Linked DNA regions of Homo sapiens: regions 2, 3 and 4 are each linked to region 1. A link is a contact called in ENCODE Hi-C or POLR2A ChIA-PET data. All regions are on one chromosome and are shown on one strand. The core of a region is the stretch at or near the end of the contact, and the rest is flanking DNA. Distances in the headings are between cores, read along the strand shown.

Region 1 (4,492 bases), core at 620-3,119:
GCCAGGTTGGGAGCCCAGGGAGTTAGGAATGCCTGGTAAATGCTACTGGAGCAGGCTGTTTTCATGTTCCCCTAAAACTGACCTTACTAGTATCTCAGGGATCCTTCTGTGTGTTTGCCGTGTAAGGAGATGCTCAGTTTAACTCTTGAGGGTGACGTTTCCTTGGTGTTAGGCATTGGTGCTTGAGCCGTAGGGCTGGCGTGCTGGTTCTGTGTACCTAAAGGAAGCTCTCAGAGTCACAGAAAGTCTGAAATAAACACAGGGGTGGAGATGGTCTTTCCTCCCTCATTACTGTGTGTGGGAAGAGATGACGGCACCAGGATGTGGGACAGAATGGAACTGAGAATCCAAGTTGGTTGACTCCCTTTCTGTTCTCTTTCTACTCTACTGGGTAGTGACCAGCTGTTGTATGAAGTGGCATTCACAAATGAATAATCCAACACCTTTGCTTCTCTCATCCCTTTATTCATCTTTTGTCACCCAGGAAAAGTTGGATTGCATTGTAGAAAGAAGAGGACTACTATTGCTTTTCTGTCTTAAATATGTACTACTTAAGTGTGTTGTGATGGGGGAAAAATAGACTCTTCAGGAACATGCATATGGTGCTTTTGGTAACAAGGCAATAAGGTAATAGGTGGAGGAAGGTTAGGAGTTCATTTTTGGGTGGGGATTTCTTCCTTTGTGTCTGCAAGAGAGGTGGGATATGGCTCTGGCTTTTTACCTTGCTTACAGGGTGTGTCTGCTCTTAAATCTTCTCCTGAGATGGGGCCTAGGCTATGCTGCCTGTCCTTAGCCAAGATAAGAGGTCATTTAGGGGCCAGGTATATTACCCTACCCTTCGCCAGGCCCTATATCCTGTCTCTAAGGCACCACTGGGAGGCAATATAGCACAATGTGAACTAGGTTCAACCCCTGGTTCCCCTCCACTTAATTACTATGTGACCTTGAGCAGGTGACTTCCCATCTCTGAGCCGTGGTTTTCTCACGTATAAAGATGCATTCCTACATCAGAGCTTTGTTGTGAGGAACCAAATGGGAAAATCTATGTCAAGGGCTGAGCACTGCACTTGGCACAAAGTAAATGTTGACTAAATGGCAGCTATTATTGTTGTCGTCATCACCAGCAGTTCCGTCAACTCCTACCTGAGCCTTAGGCCAGTTTTGTTAAGATTAATTTAGTTTCCAAAAAAGATGTGCTAATTGGATTATTACATTTTCATGTGTTTACATCTATATATACATGCATGGCTTTGAAATCTACACATGAATATATTTATCCATTCAAGTTTCTCTTTTAAAAATCTGTAAGGATTATATTTTTAAGTCATTGAACCATGATGAGATTCTTTTTCAAAAAAAGGATTGCTATAAGTGATCATTATGTAGGCCATCAAAATGGAGAATAATGTAGACATGGAGCTAAAAGAAAACCAAAAAAAAGGAAGTCAGTGTTCATACAGGGCCACCAATTGAGTGCATATTTTTATGGCCTGGTTATTTAAAAATATTGGCACTTGCCTACATTGTTTAGGATTGGATGACACAGACAGAGATGTTTTGGGGTTGGGGTAATTTTTTTTTTTTTTTTATTAATTCTACAACTTGTAGACTTGTAATCAGGAGTGGCTTATCAGCAGCTTTTCAAAATCTGACATTCCACATGGAATGCCCCAATGGAGGAAATTTAGCACTCTGTGAATGCTTTTACAGTTGAATTCCACACATATGAATTATGACAAGTGAGGCTGACTACACTGTGGTTTGTTGTGTCTGGTCTGGTTCCTACTTTTAAAGTTGCAGTTGCGTTTGGTCATTTGAAGCTTATTTTCACAGTCTGGCCAAGCCAGCAGGGTCCCGGGGCTCTGCAGGGGACATAAACCACCAGCCTTTAAGCCAGAGTGCTCAGTAGATAAGCATTTCAAGACTTCATTGCATCATACAAAAGGACTTATGGGCTTATTTAACATACACTATTTGACTTAATTTAGATATTTAATGGAAAGAAAAGCCTTTTATTATCACCGAAGGAAAGAACTGCCAAACATTGTGAGGCTCAGTTGAAATATTATAACGGATATACAGAGTGCAAATATATTTCACTGCCTTACATAATGGGGTGTTTAATAATAGTTGTTTCTTTAAATTTAGCACACGTATCTCAGACATTTGCACTTTGTAAATTATAGGCCGTGGTTCAAGAAACTCAGTTTTAAAAAAATTGTTTTAATGAGGCATGTACTGATTTTTTAAAAATGACCTTCAGCTTTGATTTATGTTTATGAGCCCAGATTGGGGAGTTCATGCCAGGAATGAACACTTTCCGTCCTGACTTTTTACAAATGTAAATATGAGCAATGGCTGGGTCTGCTGACTCGATTGGACAGAGCTTAGTTGAACATTGCAGTTGGTAGGCATCAGCCCCCTCTGCAGGTCTGGTGGCTGGGAAGAGCAAGGAGCTCACTACAGCACTGGGAGGACACTACACATAAGTGTCTAGGGGGAAGCCTTTCCATTGTGCTGCACCTGTGTGCTTTCATTTTCTGAAGTACCTGGACTGGCTCAGATTGCCAAAGCCCAAGGCCCAAGATCAACTGATTTTTTTTTTTTAGAGACAGAGTCTCACTCTGTTGCCCAGGCTGGAGTGCAGTGGTGGGATCTCAGCTCACTACATCCTCTGCCTCCTGGGTTCAAGCGATTCTCCTGCCTCAGCCTCCCAAGTAGCTGGGATTACAGGCAAGTACCACCACACCTGGCTAATTTTTTGTATTTTTAGTTGAGACGGGGTTTCACTGTGTGGGCCAGGCTGGTCCTCAAGTGATACACCCGCCTTGGACTCCCAAAGTGCTGGGATTACAGGAATGAGCTACCGCACATGGCCTGACTCTTCTTATTTATTTATTTTTTGAGACAGAGTCTTGCTGTGTTGTCCGGGCTGGAGTGCAATGGCGCAATCTCGGCTCACTACAACCTCCGCCTCCGGGGTTCAAGCGATTCTCCTGCCTCAGCCTCCCTGGTAGCTGGGATTACAGGTGCCTGCCACCACACGCCTGGCTAATTTTTGTATTTTTAGTAGAGATGGGGTTTCACCATGTTGGCCAGGCTGGTCTCCAACTCCTGACCTCAGGTGATCTGCTCGCCTTGGCCTCCCAAAGTGCTGGGATTACAGGCGTGAGCCACCGTGCCTGGCCTGATTCCTTCTTTTTAGAGACAGAGTCTTGCTCTCTTGGCCATCCTGGAGTGCAGTGGCCTAATCATAGCTCATTGCAATCTGAAACTCCTGTGCTCAAGTGATCTTCTTGCCTCAACCTCCTGAGTAGCTAAGAATCAGGTGCATGTCACTGAGCCCGGCTAATTTTTAATTTTTTGTAGAGACAGAGGCTTCTTTATGTTGCCCAGGCTGGTCTTGAACTCCTAGCCTCAAGCAATTCTCCCATCTGAGCCTCCTAGAGCATAACTGATTCTTAATTTGGGGCCTAGCTTGTCCTTTCAGGAGGTGAGGAGCTGTTGTGGGTTGAATTATGTCCTCCCCCCATGATGTATACACTGAAGCCCTCACCCCCAGTACCTCACTCGGAATGTGACTGTATTTGGAGATAGGGACTTTAAAGAGATAATTAAATTAAAAATGAGATCATTAGGATGGGCCCAAATCCAGTGTGACTGGTATCCTAATAGGAAGAGGAGATTCTAACAAAAACCCACACGGGAAGACCGTGTGATGACACAGAGGGAAGATGGCCAAAAAGAGGGGCCTCAGGAGAAACCCACCCTGTGGATACCTTGATCTTCGACTTTCAGCTTCTAGAGTCATGAGCAAATATTAATGAATGCCTGTGGTTCAAGCCACCCAGTCTCTTGTACTGGGTTACAGCAGCCCTGGCTGACTAATAAGGGAGCATACAGTATCAGAATCTGCACAAGGGCATGCTTCATCTCTATTCTCTATTATAATACAATGCTTAAATATGAAAAAATGATGGCAAGAAAACCATTACAAGGAAGAAACCCATAATGACTGGCGAAATCCATACGGAGAGTGGAGCTGTATCAGAAAATGCCAAAGTAGTCATGATGGGTCAGGTTTATTGAGAAGTCCCAGTGGGCTGAATGCAGAGCTCAGTGTCTCACATACATTTTCCCCTTTTGTCCTCACCACAATCCTGTGAGCTATGAGCTGTTGCCCTCTTCATCTTGTAAGCAAGGAAACTGAGGCAAGGAAGTTAAGTGACATCCACGAGATTTCAGAGCCAGCCAGGGTCAGAGCTGGAATTCCAAGGCAGGTATCACTCTGCAGACCTAAGTTGTTTCTTTGACAGCCCTAAGCCCTTGGGAGGTTGGGGGCCAGAGAGGGGTGGTTGTAGGATCTATTACGATAATTGGTTAAAAGATATTGGGACACATTGCCTTAACGATGTTTTGGTTCCATCTGCAGAAAGAGGCTATAAAACGTATTGAGTAGAGTGAAGATGTCACTCGTAAAACAATGAGTATC
Region 2 (5,131 bases), core at 973-3,472, 350 kb after region 1:
TGTCAAGCAATCCAGTGAGAATGTTTAGCCTTCTGTCTTCATACAAAGTGAAAGATTGAGTTCAGTTGCTCAAACGTGGTGCTTCTGTTACCACCAGCAACACAGTTACTTGATGATCACGTTGCTTCTCATTCTACAACCTGGACTGGTGGCTGATGGAGCCTGTTGCCTGCCTCACCTATGAATTTTGCACAGACCTCCAAGTGGTTCGTGGCATGCCATGTGGCATTCTGGTTGTCTCGGATGCCTCTGGGTGGGTGATGTCTAGACCATTCTGGCCATATTTTTTCTTTTTTTGTTTTGTTTGGCTTAAATCGACACCTGTCCCCCTCCTAGTTTGCCTCCATGGACCACATGGCAAATTTAAGGCAAGGCAAGGTGGGGTTTAGAACCAGCCATTAAGACAAGAAACTTCTGTCTTCGAAGAAATTTCTCCCATGGAAGGAAGGTATACATTAGTTAAAACAAACATTTCAATAGAAATTTTTATATAGCGAAACCAGCTCTCACACCTAAGAAAAAATTATTACCACTTTTGAAATGTCTGGTTAGTCCTTTGTGACTGACTTGTTTTTTATTCGAAATGATTAAAAATGCCTTTTGGCAGAATTGGTCTCCTTAATTTTTTGAATATAAAGAAAGCTTAAATGAGGTAAACGTTCATTAAACACAAAAACATTCGTGAGCTGCTGATGATTTTAGAGAAGTCATTCTGGGAAACAGGTTTTGATTTTTTTTTTTTTTTTTTTTACAAAAAAATAGCTTTCAATTTGGTAAAAGCTATTCCTAGTAACGTTTTATAAAATCATCTTCTTTTCAGGGTGTGTTTTATTTCCTTTCCATCCCTTTCAGGAAAGAGAAAGTGTTTTATTGGATATTTTTGTTTCAGTCCTTGTTTCCATTATTTTTGCCAAAATTCATGGGAGTTCACTTTCCGTTTAAATGCCTGAAATATTCCTTGAAGAATCTACATTTTGGGATAGCTAGGAAAAAGGCTATGTAAATTTGTTTAAGGGCTATGTAAATTGGTTTAAGGAAGAAAATAACAGTTGTAACTCTGGTCATCTTAACTACTCTCTTTTTTCTTTATAACTTTGGAGGCAAATAATTTCAAGTATAATGCGCTGGAATGTAGGAAGAGGGGGGACATTGGATTTGAAGTTCAAAGAAAGTTTGCTGTTGGTTGTATGATAAAACATTTCTTAGTTTCCGAATGAAGGGAGAAAGTAAGCTTTATTCATTGAAAAAATGGTCAATAGATTTATTATAAGAAAACATAAAACAGGTCTCTAAAAAATGTGTACACGTGAAGAGATTAGCTACAAGATTTTGGTGAAAATAATCTTTCCCCTTTTGTGAATAGACTTTCTATAAAAATGTATTAGTCTCTGGGAATTAATATTGGGAAGTTTCTGTTCAAATTCCATTCACTGTTTCTAGCAATGTGTTTTCTCCTTTGGAGCCAACTGTGCTTTCATTACTTTAAATAGAGCAGTCGGGACCGGGCGCTGTGCCTCACGCCTATAATCCCAGCACTTTGCGAGGCCGAGGCGGGCAGATCACGAGGTCAGGAGATCGAGACCATCCTGGCTAACATGGTGAAAACCTGTCTCCACTAAAAATACAAAAAATTCTCCGGGCGTGGTGGCGGGCGCCTGTAGTCCCAGCTACTCCGGAGGCTGAGGCAGGAGAATGGCATGAACCCGGGAGGCGGAGCTTGCAGTGAGCCGAGATTGCGCCACTGCACTCCAGCCTGGGCGACTGAGCAAGACTCTGTTTCAAAAAAAAATAAAAAATAAAAATAAATAAATAAGTACAGCAGTCTAAGTTGTAGGTAGCATCCATGTTTATTTCTAGCCCTAACATGGAAGAGAAACCATCTGATTATATAGGCTACTCATTACTTTGGAACCAACTCTGTTTCTTTATTTGGGGATTGGACTGATGGCATGGGATTGAGCTTTCGTCTGTGCAGAATTTTACAGACAGACTCATGTTCTGCCAGGCAGACATTCAGCCCTTGATCTTCTCACAGTCGCCATTGTGAAGGAGAGCAAGCCCTTTCTCCACACTCTCTGTGGACTACTTTCTAACTTTTCTATTGTCATGGGAGAAAAATTTAAAAAACTGATTAAAAGGGGGCAAGTGCATGGCTTCTATGAAAACTCTACCGCTCTAAACTGTGGGACTGCTTGAAACTGTTTGTTTTGGCTGGCCTCGGTGGCAAGACTGACATATTTATGTAGCAAGCTCACATGTAATATTTAACTTGGAATTTTACACATAGGAATGATGAACTAAACAGAATATAAGGTTTTGTTGTTGTTGTTGTTTCCCTGCTTGTTCTGAAATGTGAGAAAATATCGAGTTGACAAGTTTCAACATGGTCACCTCTTGCTTGGCCAGCACGATTCATAATTAGCCAAATTCCTTGATAATGCTGCAGAGATTGGGCACTGAGCAGCCGCCACGTTTGCTATGCAAGAGAGTTAATAAAATTTTTCAGTGCTGGAGGAAAGCTTATATACAGTAGTCTGTTTGTCCTGTGTTTCCACCACCTGAGTCACAGCCAAAAAAGCAATTGTCTACTACATATTTCAAACAGATGCTGAGGGGTAGAAAGGGTGACCAGAATTCACAGCAATAAAATCCCGCTCTCTAAGTTCCCTTGAAGGAAGTGAACTCATAAAATTTTTGCTGCTGACTTATTTGTCCACTCCTTTGAAGTATTTAACATTAATTTCACCTATAAATCATTGGCACCTCAATTTTTCATTGAAGTATCAGGACTGTTAAAGACATACCCTGGATGTGCCTGGAAAAAAAGATTTGGGAAGCAGATCCACTAATTTAACTGTTATTCACGTGCATCGTTTTGGTTGAAACCAATCCTAGTTACCGTCAAAGTTCTCTAACTCAAAGTCCGTTTTCTTTCTAGTTTGTATTTGTTTGTGCATATAATTACAGAAAACACATTTTAGATGGAACACCAGCTTGCTTTTTTCAGTTTCTTTCTGTTGCATTGATACATCTTCTAATGGGGAAAGACATATGATGGTACTTGGAAAAATGATGACAGCCGTAACTGGAATAATAAATGCTACCGGGAAGATTTTATCAAATGTAAAAAATAAAAATGAAGAGATCAGCCTTCAACTCAAGTACCCAGTAGCTAGACTATCAGTAGACAAGGTCTCCTACCTCATTAATCTGTGGGCTTTGATTAATTAACATATGTGGATAAAGGGGTACTATGTTCCAAAGGAAGCTTTTTGGGTTCTTTTTCCACATGTTGGCAAGTAACAATGGGTGGGGCTTCACCAGACACCTGCCCCTGTCTAAGTTTCTGTGCCTCCTGTCTCTATCAGTTTGACTTTTGCCACTGAATGTAAGTTCCAATAAGGTGGGGACCTTGTTTATGACGTTCTCTGCTATATCCTTGGTGCTTGACAAATAGTAGGAACCCAATAGATATTGGATTGGAATGGGCAGTTATTCAAAAAGTCTTAACCATCTTAACATTGGATGTCTTAATGGTACTGGCTCCCCCTTCAGTCAGAATAAAACTTCTAAAAGGATCATATGGACAATGCTTATATCAGTAGAGATGTATGAACAAAGGCTGTGGGAAGCAGTGGTTAATCAGAATTCTGGGCTAGTATTTAGTTGCATTTGTCCTAGTATTTTGGCCAGGTTTCAGTTAGCTAAGCATCTCTTATACCCTGTAATTTAGTATATGGTTTCAGCTCTCCAAATAATGGCTTGCTAATGGTAAATGCTGTTTAACTTTCTAATTCAGAGGAGCTACCTGTTCAGCAGAATTTTAAAAAATTGTAAGTGATGATTGAAACCAGGTTAAAAAGCACTTAAGGTACATCTGGCTGTATGCTTGGTGTCTACTTCGATTGGCCTGTGGCTATCATTATTCTTTTTGACTCTGCACATAAACTGCGGGTAGGGATTTTTCCTCAATTGGTCCAGAACTGAAACTTATCTATACTAAGGGAGCTTTTCCCTTTTGGGTGAATAATGCATCCTTCTTTTAGTTGCTGTGATGTGGAATGTTGGCTCAGTTTCTCTCCAGTGCCTTCAGTTATAGGTGCTCATCACTGTTGATTTTTATCTATGTAGTGGTTCTTGTGACTTCCCCATTCCCTCTAAGGACATCTGAATGTGTTGTTAAGTGATGCTAAAATTATAACCACTTAACAGATCTCTGTATCCACTGTTTTTGTTCATCCCACTCATCAAAATTTGGTTATTCTCTGTAAAGCACAACTCTGATGGCATCATTGTCTTGCTCCCTGTTTCTTAGGAAATTGAGCTTAAATTCTCTTGCTTGACATGCAGGGAATCAGGTGGATTAAAAGTGGCCACACATTCTTTTCCATTCCTTTCTTCAAGAGGTAGAGTCTAAGTGCCTTCTCACATTTACTCTGGGCAGCTGCGCTTTTCACTTGCTTTGGGCAGTAGAATGCAGTGGAAGTGACACTGTGCCAGTTCCAAGCCTGGTGGCTTTCTCTTTGTTCTGTAGGAACATGCTTGCCACTGCTGTGTCAGGAAGCTTGGGCCAAATGGCTGAATGATGAGAGGTCACGTGGAGAGAGAGGAGGGAGGATGAGAAAGAGAAAGAGACAGACAGGAAGAACTGAAGTACCCACATCTTGGAGGCCCAGATGAGCTACCAGCTGAATGCAGCTGCATAAATTACCCCAACCAAAGAATCGCCTAGCTGAGCCCAGCCAATCCCCAGAATTTTGAGAAAAAACAAATTGTTATTTTAAGCCTTCTGCGTTTTAGGATAGTTTGTTACAAAGGAATAGGGAACTGAAGCGGGAACCTTGGAAAGCAAGCCTCAATTTATCCTCCCATTCTTATTCTACATTTTCTTAGACCTTCTAAAATGTCAGGCACGTGTGACTCAGAAACCCACAAAAATGATTAGTGCTTCTCTTTGCTTATGCTATATCTTACTCCTAGAATATGTTTATACTCTATGCTTTGTACCTGGGAAATTCCTTAAGTTCAGTCACTCCCGTCTTTGGTCTTTCCTAAGGCCCCCATGACTCAGTGACTTCTGACCTCTCTCAGGCTTCTGTAGTTCAATCTACATTGGTATGAGGTTGGGGGA
Region 3 (4,548 bases), core at 20-2,519, 260 kb after region 1:
CTACTAGCATCTAGGAATGCTGTTCAACATTCTGCAATGCATAGGGTAGCTTACACAATGAATAATTAATTTTCTGGCTCAAAATGTTCCTAGTACTGAGGTTAAAAAATCCTGCTGTCTGGTGGGGTGGACTTCTGTGGCCCCCAGCTCCTCAGTTCAAGTTTTAAAGCAATTCTCTTTATACAGATGTCAGACAACATGTGTTCTGGATATAATATTGGTGCTAAGTAGGGTTAAACCTGTGATTACGTTCAGAAAAGACTTGTTCTGAGTCCCATGGCCCCCAGTTAGAGGCAAGGGAGGATCCACTGGGCTGCATGGGGAGTCTGGTTGACACTGATGCTGCTGAGGCTGAAGAAATAGGGCAGCCATGGTGTTGTTTCCCTTTATTCTTCTGTCTTCTCCCCTCCTCACTTTCCCTCTCCCTTCCAACTGAGTGGAGCCAGCCATCTAAGTCATGATGTCTTGGGGTATAGTGGATTGGCTTGTACTCCAGGCCAGCTTCATTATTCAGGGCATTTGTGTGAGCAACAGGGGCTGGTACTGACATTCCTGCTTAGCAGCAGTTGGATGCCAATATGGTGTCCAAGGATCAGGTGTCTCAGCCAGAGGGCTGGGTTCAGATCCGGACTCCACTGCTTAGCTGTTGTGTGGCCAAGAGCAGATTATTTAACCTCTCTGAGCCTCAGTCTCCTCATTTTCAAAATGGAAATAATAACAGCCTGCATTTTGCAAGGCAATTGTAAAGATTAGGTGAGGAAATGCATGTAAAGTGACTAGTATAACTGCCGGCATATTTAAGAATAAATGGTAGCTTCTATTGTTGTTTTTGTTATTGTTTATGTTACTATGGTTACTAGTCCCAAGAAAGGCTGACTGAATTGATCTGGGGTTCATTCCCACCCAGGAAGAGGAAGTCAAGGCCCTGTTTGCTGGGTTGGCTGGGCTGGAGCCAGGGCTAAATGCCAGGCAGGCGCCAGGACCCTGCCCACTCCATCCCAGCTTAAATATTCTTACTATATTGTTTCTAGCTTGCCTATGGCCTCTGGCATCCACATGACTCTAAACTCCATTCAGTTATTTTCTTTCCTCCAATGCTAAATTAGGATGTTCACTTTGGTTCCTCCTGGGTTTCCAGCATCTGCAGAAATTCTACACAAAAGGATTCAGAAAGTGCTGGGGCTGGGAAGTTTGTGTTGGCCTTGTTTCAATGACCAATGCAGCTCTTTCTCCTTCCTACCCTTCCCACTGGCTTTTTTGTGATCAGTGACCACAAGACTAAGGACTCCACACCAGGCCTGAGGCCTATTGTGTGAACCAGCTGGCCATTCCCCTAATCTCATAGGTTGGTCCATCCCTGACTGAACCATAACTATGAGGAGCCTGGAGAGGAACTTCTTAAGTTTGTATTCGACTTCATGCTGAATTTTTTTTTTTTTTTTTTGAGATGACGTCTTGCTCTGTTGCCCAAGCTGGGGTGCAGTGGTGCAATCTCGGCTCACTGCAAGCTCCGCCTGCCAGGTTCAAGCGATTCTCCTGCCTCAGCCACCCGAGTAGCTGGGATTACATGTGCGCGCCACTATGCCTGGCTAATTTTTGTATTTTTAGTAGAGACAGGGTTTCACCATGTTGGTCAGGCTGGTCTTGAACTCCTGAGCTCGTGATCCACCTGCCTCGGCCTCCCAAAGTGCTGGGATTACAGGCGTGAGCCACCGTGCCTGGCCATGCTGGATTTTTTTAGACCTCCAGTTTAGTTTGCTTTGAGATCATCTTGAGTTCTTTCTGACTGTGGGTCCTGACTTCTTTTTCCAACTCCATTATTAGCAGGAAGAGAGCATGGCTGATGAACTGGTTAATTACATAGGAAACACGAGATCCTACAGATTTTGAATATTAGTTATGAGAGTTAATTGATTTGTGTGTGCTTAGTTGGTTTGCTTTCCCATAAAGGCTAACATATATTGTAGAGTAGGAGAGCTACATATAGAACACTATCTATTTTGGGCTCCTGTGTGGCACCTTATGGTTGCAAATGACCCAAAGCCAACTCCAGCTGGCTAAGCAAATAAGGGAATTTAATTGGCTTGTGTAATTGACAAGTCCAAGAGGAGGCCTGTTCTCTGTGAGCATTGTTAGGAATCTGTCTTGCTATTGTGCTCACCTTCTTGCCGCTGTGTCCTGGCCTCTGTTCAGCCAGCTCTCTTTTTGTGGAGGCAAGCCCGATTCATGCATTTAAAAGTTTAGCAAGCCAGCAGAAGGACAGCCTTTCTGTCTCCCAATAGTTCCTATGGAATGCTAGTAGTTGAGTATCATTCTTGGGACATGTCCATCCATCAGCCAATCAGTGTTGCTGGCAGAGCAGAACTCACTGATTGGTCAGACTTGGGTTATGGCTCCACCCTCTGGAGCTGAGAGATGCATCAGCCTCCTGTGAACCATTAGGACTGAGAGTGGAGAATGGGCGTTTCCCCAAAAGAAAAATCAGGCTAGTGTCATCAGAGAAAGGGGAGCATGGATGTTGGGCAGACAAAAACAACAGATATCCACTACCATATTTCCCTTTTCATTGTGCTAGTGACTTGGAGAAAATCTCCTGCCTGGTGTGTCTTGATTTCGCCACCAAAGTCGCTCGCAGGCCCTCGGCCTGATTTTATTTACAGCAGCAGCACACCTCTCTCTTCTTCCCTGCAGTCATGATACCCCGGTCTTTCCCCCAGAGGTTGGAATAAATGGCCTTCTCTGAGCCACAATCAATGGCATTCCGTAAGGTGTGACAGAGGAGGCCATCTGGCACTTGTCCCATTGTCGTTTCTCCCTGCCCAGGGAAGAGGCACATTCCAGGCAGAAGGTCGCAGCTCAGCCAAGTGCTGCTGTCTCTCAGAAGCATCACCCTCAGACTGGGGTCTGCAGCACAGAAACGCCACCAGAGTCAAACACCTGGCAGGATTTCCCCCTTTCCCTTTGTGAAATTTTCCAACAGAACCAGGTTGTGGAATAATACATAATGAAAATGATTCTTGAATAAAATTATAAGTTTGAATGTTCTGCACAATACTTTCCCCAATATTGGATGGATTTTTTTTTTAAGATGCTAGCACTGAGATCACTGGCCCATTTCAATTTTTATTGAAACAAATAAACCCAATAAAAACACTTATGCTGAGAGCTGTAGCGCCACAGTGAAAGAATCACCCTGTATTGAATGTATTGATTTATTTATTTACTGCAACTGGAAAATCGAGTATTGTGTTAATGTATTTTATAAGAATCACATTGCTCGATGAAATGGCTAATTTATTTGAGCGTATACATAAATAGCTAGCAATTTTCTCTGAGACAGGCTAATGAAAATGATGCCATGAAATTGTCTATACGATGAAGAGTGACGGAGACGAGTTATTATTGGGTGAGTGCTAAGACGCGCTGAACTGGCCATCATATCTTTGAACTTTTGAACTGCTACTTGTTTCGTGTGATTTATTGATTTTGCTATCTCTCTGTTTAGCTCAACTTTAGTTTTTGCCCAGCAGTGCAGATAAGTGGCATAGGAGATTTAATTTCATGGGTATTTGGGGTTAAAACCTATCTTTAAAAAGAATGCTAAACATGTTTTAATAAAACATGAGTTGCAGGGGTTTTAGGTTTCTGTACGATATGGATCTGATAAGAACCAAGGCAGTTTAGAGGGCAGCCCAGAGGTTCCAGGCTAGGGAGGAACTCTTTCTGAGCTTTGGAAGTTTCACCAGGGCCACATGCATTTTATTTGCTAGATCAGCCTGGCTTCATTCTTAATTACATGTATCATTTATCCCCCTGCCTGTGCCCTTTTGCTCATGGCACATGTTTTGCCTCGATGCCTGGTACACAGAAGGTTTCTCGGGTTCTCGCAGGCAGCATCACTGTCCCTGTCCTCCCGTCCTTGCACACCGAGGGCTGGCCGCTACCGAAGCACCCTCATTTTGGCTGATCTCATGGGGAAACTGCTTTCAAGAGCAGCCACGGCTCTCACCTAGGGAATAAAGATATGGAAGCCTTCTCAGCGTCGGGGCCAGAGCTGGCTCGCTGCTGCTCAGCTGCCTCCAGATTAGTTCTCTGTGGTCCCCATCAGCATTGTTACCCTCCTTATCAGCCTAGCCCTGACCTTTGAGTGGGATGTTTCACTCACTGCTTTGTGGTGGGGGGGGGGTGGTTTTCGTACTAAGTGATCATGGCAAGAAAGCAGCCTTACTTTTTATTGTTGTCTTTGGACCTGCAGAACTTTTCTTAAAAATGTAACATTTTGGGAACTCATTCTTCATAATATTTTTTATTTTATTAGCTAATTTCTAAAGGATGATTTGACAACAGTATTTTATGCTTTTTGTTTATTTGTGGGTGGGGGGGGTGGTGATTGGAGGAGGTGGGAAAGAGCTTTATCATGTAAAAGTAACCATCCTAGAAATTTCAGGTAATAAATTTTCAGGTGCATGAATGGTTAAGACTCTTCACTCAGTGACACAGTATGTGAATGAGGAATTTTTATGAAGGTAACGGTCTTGTTCTTTAAAA
Region 4 (4,594 bases), core at 1,813-4,312, 500 kb after region 1:
ACACTCCCCTAGTAATAGTTTATAATTAAATAGTACTGAACCTTAAAACAGGCATAGTCCCGAAATGCTTCACATATATTAACTCATTTAATCCTCACAAACAGTTTATGCTAGTATTGTAGTAGTATTCCCAGCATAGAGTTAAGGAAACTAATGCCCAGAGAGGTTAAATGATTTACCCAAGGTCACACAGCTAATAAGAGGTGGAGTCAAGGTCCAAACCCAGGCAGTCTGGCTTCAGAAGACTTATTCTTAACTGCTGCATTATACAGCCTGGTTAGAGGCAGCACTTCTTATTGACAGTTTGCTTTCTGCTTGGCAGTGGATGTAAAGAAAGTTTTGGAGAAAGCCTGACTGGGTAGTGAGGACATTATTAATATGTTCTTTGAACTAGCCACATGTCATCTGAGCCTCAGTATCAGCACATGTGATTTGGGATGTTAACCACTTTTTACGGTTGTTAGAATTAAAAGGTACACCAGGCAAGACACAGGTGGTTTACCCCTGTAATCCCAATGCATTTGGAGGCTAAGGTGGAAGGATTTCTTGAGGCCAAGAGTTTGAGACCAGCCAGGTCAACATAGCAAGACCCTATCTCTGCCAAAAAAAAAAAAAAAAAAATTCAGCTGGGTGTCGTGGCATGTGCCCATAGTCTTAGTTAATTGGGAAGCTAAGGTGGGAGGCTCACTTGAGCCCAGAAGTTCGAGGCCGCAGTGAGCTATGATAATGCCACTGTACTGTAGCCTAGGTAGCAAAGCAAAACCTTGTCTCTAAAAATTAAATAAATGAATGAGTAAATAAAAAGTACATCATATAAACTGCCTAGCCCATACTAGGCACTCTTTAAAAGCGTTAGAACTTCTTAACCTACTTAGATATATTTATTTTTCAAGGATGAGTAATTTTAAATATCCAAAAATTTCCAACCTTCTACCTAGGAAAAGGAGTTGTGACTATGCAAAGCATTGATATATCCGAAGAAATTGTTCTGTAATAGAATGTTTTAATCAGAAACCTCTGGTAAAAAGTCCCACACAGAGGGGAGGGCATGGCAAATTTTTTCCATAAAGGGGTAGACAGTAAATATTTTCAGCATTGCAGGCCATACAGTGTCTGTCACAGCAACTCGACTTAGCTCTGCCATTGGGGTACAAAAGCAGCCGTTGACCATGCGTAAGGAACAAGGAACGAGTATGGCTGTGTCCCTTGGACCACAGTTTGCTGTACCATTTTTGGTGTCACCAACATATTTTTAGCTGAGGAATGCTTTTGTGGCCCCGGACATAGCTATCCAGGGTTATGTTAGCTTGGATTCACAGAACCCTCAAGTTAGTCATATTTGAGGGGAGATATCCACGTGTGTCATGCGCCCCCCCCCCCCCGCCCCCATGATTTCATTGACCAACCATGGTTGCTGTACTTCCTTGATCTTGGGTTCTTCCACCCAGTTTTTAGGGTTCAGACTAAGGGAGAGGAAGTGACTTTGCCAGGTAACAGCTTTCTGGTCTTCTGCAGCTCCAGATTAATAAGCTGTAACTGTTACAGAGGCCAAGCTTGGTTCTTCAGGATAAAAATCCCATCTGTCAATACTGTGCCACTGTTAACAGAGAGAGGGGTTCAGAAAAAAGAGAGGTGGGGGGGACTCACAGGTCTAAAACTGAAGCATATTTTTTTTTCCCTCCTGAGGAAGAAATATCATAACTGTTGGTAAATCAAAACCAGAGATTTGACACTTTTCTGTGATCATTCTGCAGCATTTGTTCCCAAGGTGAGGTATACCACAGGGCCCTTGATTTCAAAGATAAATACTGTACAAATAACCATCCTGTTGTCTTTCCCTCACCGCCAACAGAGGGACGCTTTATCAGAATCAGCAGATACCCAGTCTATTGTATGCATTTATTTCCCTGTTTCTTCTGAAAACAACTTGCAGTTTTAGTGTTGATTTTTTTTTAATCTATCAACCATGAGTTATCATGTGACTGTTGCATTTGTTAGTGCTAACTGATAGCAGCAGGTGCTCCTGCTAACTCTAATGAAATCGTCCAGCCCTGCATTGCTTGGCATCCTCCGATAACAGAAAAACAAAAACAAGTCCCGTATCATCCAGAGTGGTGTGAAGCTCATCGGCGTTCTTCCATCTTCTCCCCACTTGAGTCCTTTCTTTTTTCTTCTTTTCAAACCAGGTGAAAGACACAATCTTCACTAGTAAAAACGTGGATTTGTAATTCTTCCCTTTCCTCCCCCTCCCTTTTTTTAATGCTCATGTAATGCATTGGCAAAATGAGGAGTAGATTTGAAGGTTAAATCCTGACCACATTTCCCTGTTTTTAACTTAGAAGGTAAAATCAAATGCAGGCCCATAGTTTCACAAACACCAGGTACTCTTATGTGCTTGGGGGAAAATGTTTCCATTTCTCCTAGTTTTTCTTTTAAGTGACCACTTGTATAACGTCTACTAAAAGTATCATTTGTATCCTTGCTTAGTATCCTATTTGAAAAGAATTTTTTTTCTTTTGGTGATTTCTCAGGGAGAAAAACTTCATGCAGAACAAAACAAAAATTCCCTTGCTTGTTAGATGTATGTAATTTATGAAAGCCAAAATAAACTGTATATGTGCTGTAATGGAAGACAGAGAAATGTTGAAGAAAATGCCCAGAAATGGAACTTTGACCCTTCCCGAAAGGTCGAGGGCTGTAGACAGTAGAGGACATTTCATTGGTAACTTGCTTTTTAAAATTTTTTTCTGTGAATTTTACTTTTCAAAACTGTGAAGAGTTTTGTGTGAAAGAAACTACTAAGTGTGCTCTGTAATGTTTTCACAAGTGTTTTTATCATGGTAACATCTTGTTTACTTTAGTTCCCTGCCTAAAACTACTTGGAACATGTTAAGAAAACACTTCAAGAAAGCCTCGACAAAGAGGCTTTTGTTTAACAGCCACCATGAGGCAGCGTGGATCACAAAGGTGTTAACTTTCAGCCCCTTAAGCACTTCCACATGAAATTCCAGCAACTATGTTTGTGGTTTTGGAAAAACAAAGTGTATGTTAAAGAAACCAGGTATATGCTAATACATGTCGAAGGAGGCCGGATATCATAAATTGTTTCAAACCCATTTGTGGCTCTCGGCTTGCACGCCTGAATGTTCTGCAGTGAAATTACCTCTAGTTAGTGTAGGAGACTTCAGCCATGTAGAGGGAATAGCTGTCTATAATTGTGGATGTATGCAAATCAAATTCCAGCCTCACAATTTAAATCTCGAGAAGATGAGGATGAAAATTTTCCCCATCAGATCTGAGGTGACAAGTCTTTGAGTATTGCAAAATGAGCTGTATATTTTTATGAATTTGACTTTTCTACTTATCATGCATTTTTTATTGGTTTTAGAAAAATAAAAATAGGGTGTTACCAAAAAAAATTTTTTCCCCCTTTTAATGTCTTTTTTAACCTTTCTGACATTGCTTAGGAGTTCAAGACCTTTCTTAGTACTCGAAGAGGTCAAAGTGGCCTAAATACCACAGTGCCCTCTAGTGATATATAGAATATTAGATAGAAAAGTTTAGACAAGTTTGCCAAAGATAACAGGCCCAGTGCCACCTCTTTGCTCAAAAGGAAGCAAATAACATTTGAACGCATTTTTTTTCAACAAACAGATTTTAGTTAGAAATGCAAATTAAATTTAAATTTTTCTTGTAGGCTTTGAAAACATTGGAAAATTTTTTGAATGTCTACTTATGCAATTAATTCTACATATAACTGCATATGTGCATGCGGTACATCTATATCACTGTAGATGCATTGTTGAGTGTTCTTATATTTTAAGAGCCATTAGTTAGCTTAGGTATTTCATGTGATCATTTCCGGCATGTAATTAGAAGGCATTACTTAAAAGACAGGGATCATCTTTGCTCCATACTTTTATTGACACTGTCTACCATATTATGGCCATGTCTAAATGGTAAAATTTATTATTAGCAATAGTGTCACAAAAGTCTGAGACAGCGATTTTCCTTTCAATAAAAGTAGTTAAAAACCTTTTAGAAAATCCATAATTTTGATTGCTGGTACTTCATAAACGTATAACTGGTACTTTTTAGCTGTCTCTTTAGGGAAAAATGAGTTTTATCACCTGCGGTACCTGGGTTAATGAAATTGTGTGTTGGAATTTAGCCAGGATGAAAGATGAGATCATTCCAAGACACTAATATTGGCAACAGGTCTCATAAAAAGCTCTGACTCTTGAGTGAAGTATCATTAGATTTTTTTATTATTATTATTTTATTTAAATTGAGAGATTAAGTTAGTTGTCATTTTCAAAGCTTCTGTACTAGCGAGATTCTCATTTGGCATTACGTTCAAAACCCAGTGACCTAAAAACCTGTACGGAGCCAAGAGAAACAGAGAAGTGTCCATCAGTGCCTAGTACAAGAATTTCCTTGCTTCAAATTTCAACTCCAGTTCCTGTTCAGCCCTTTACAAATCACGACTCTCAGCTCAAATTTGAAATAATGCTGCCTTTTTCCCCCGTGTTCCTCCTGTGTTTGATTGTTTGTGGATATTAGCTGTCCAGGAAATCCCATACTTACAGATATA

What was found. Hi-C counts contacts between places; a loop is a spot of excess contacts on that map. ChIA-PET counts read pairs that join two places held with the same protein, here RNA polymerase II (POLR2A). Pooled maps may share reads with other maps.
Region 2: a loop to region 1 is called in a pooled map, with 3 times the contacts of the local background. The contact joins two enhancer-like sites. A Hi-C loop is called at or near these places in 1 of 168 maps with a recorded cell type or tissue (naive thymus-derived CD4-positive, alpha-beta T cell) and 2 of 50 pooled maps. POLR2A ChIA-PET finds 5 or more read pairs at or near these places in 3 of 52 experiments (AG04450, activated B cell and naive thymus-derived CD4-positive, alpha-beta T cell).
Region 3: a loop to region 1 is called in a map of K562, with 4 times the contacts of the local background. The contact joins two enhancer-like sites. A Hi-C loop is called at or near these places in 4 of 168 maps with a recorded cell type or tissue (Caco-2, K562, OCI-LY7 and 1 more), 2 of 37 single-sample maps with no recorded cell type and 10 of 50 pooled maps. POLR2A ChIA-PET finds 5 or more read pairs at or near these places in 2 of 52 experiments (AG04449 and H1).
Region 4: a map of B cell shows a loop between it and region 1 (15-fold over the local background). The contact joins two enhancer-like sites. A Hi-C loop is called at or near these places in 12 of 168 maps with a recorded cell type or tissue (B cell, CD4-positive, alpha-beta T cell, CD4-positive, alpha-beta memory T cell and 7 more), 30 of 37 single-sample maps with no recorded cell type and 17 of 50 pooled maps. POLR2A ChIA-PET finds 5 or more read pairs at or near these places in 4 of 52 experiments (SK-N-SH, activated CD8-positive, alpha-beta memory T cell and activated T-cell).

Annotation. Positions count from the first base shown.
Region 1 is chr3:71,508,593-71,513,084 of GRCh38, reverse strand. All of the region lies in intron 2 of FOXP1 (forkhead box P1), which reads left to right. Among named protein-coding and RNA genes, the nearest start is that of MIR1284, 31 kb to the left of the region's middle. RefSeq lists a silencer at 2,233-2,527. Within about 2 kb of position 1,869, at least 4 of the 41 ENCODE cell types and tissues checked have a DNase peak (open chromatin) inside an H3K27ac peak, as active enhancers do; they include B cell, where a contact is called at or near this core.
Region 2 is chr3:71,160,867-71,165,997 of GRCh38, reverse strand. The region is part of intron 6 of FOXP1 (forkhead box P1); the gene reads left to right. Among named protein-coding and RNA genes, the nearest start is that of FOXP1-AS1, 130 kb to the left of the region's middle. RefSeq lists a silencer at 122-271. Within about 2 kb of position 2,222, at least 4 of the 41 ENCODE cell types and tissues checked have a DNase peak (open chromatin) inside an H3K27ac peak, as active enhancers do.
Region 3 is chr3:71,245,637-71,250,184 of GRCh38, reverse strand. The region is part of intron 5 of FOXP1 (forkhead box P1); the gene reads left to right. Among named protein-coding and RNA genes, the nearest start is that of FOXP1-AS1, 42 kb to the left of the region's middle. Within about 2 kb of position 1,269, at least 9 of the 41 ENCODE cell types and tissues checked have a DNase peak (open chromatin) inside an H3K27ac peak, as active enhancers do.
Region 4 is chr3:71,005,944-71,010,537 of GRCh38, reverse strand. The region is part of intron 12 of FOXP1 (forkhead box P1); the gene reads left to right. Among named protein-coding and RNA genes, the nearest start is that of FOXP1-AS1, 280 kb to the left of the region's middle. Within about 2 kb of position 3,062, at least 6 of the 41 ENCODE cell types and tissues checked have a DNase peak (open chromatin) inside an H3K27ac peak, as active enhancers do; they include B cell, where a contact is called at or near this core.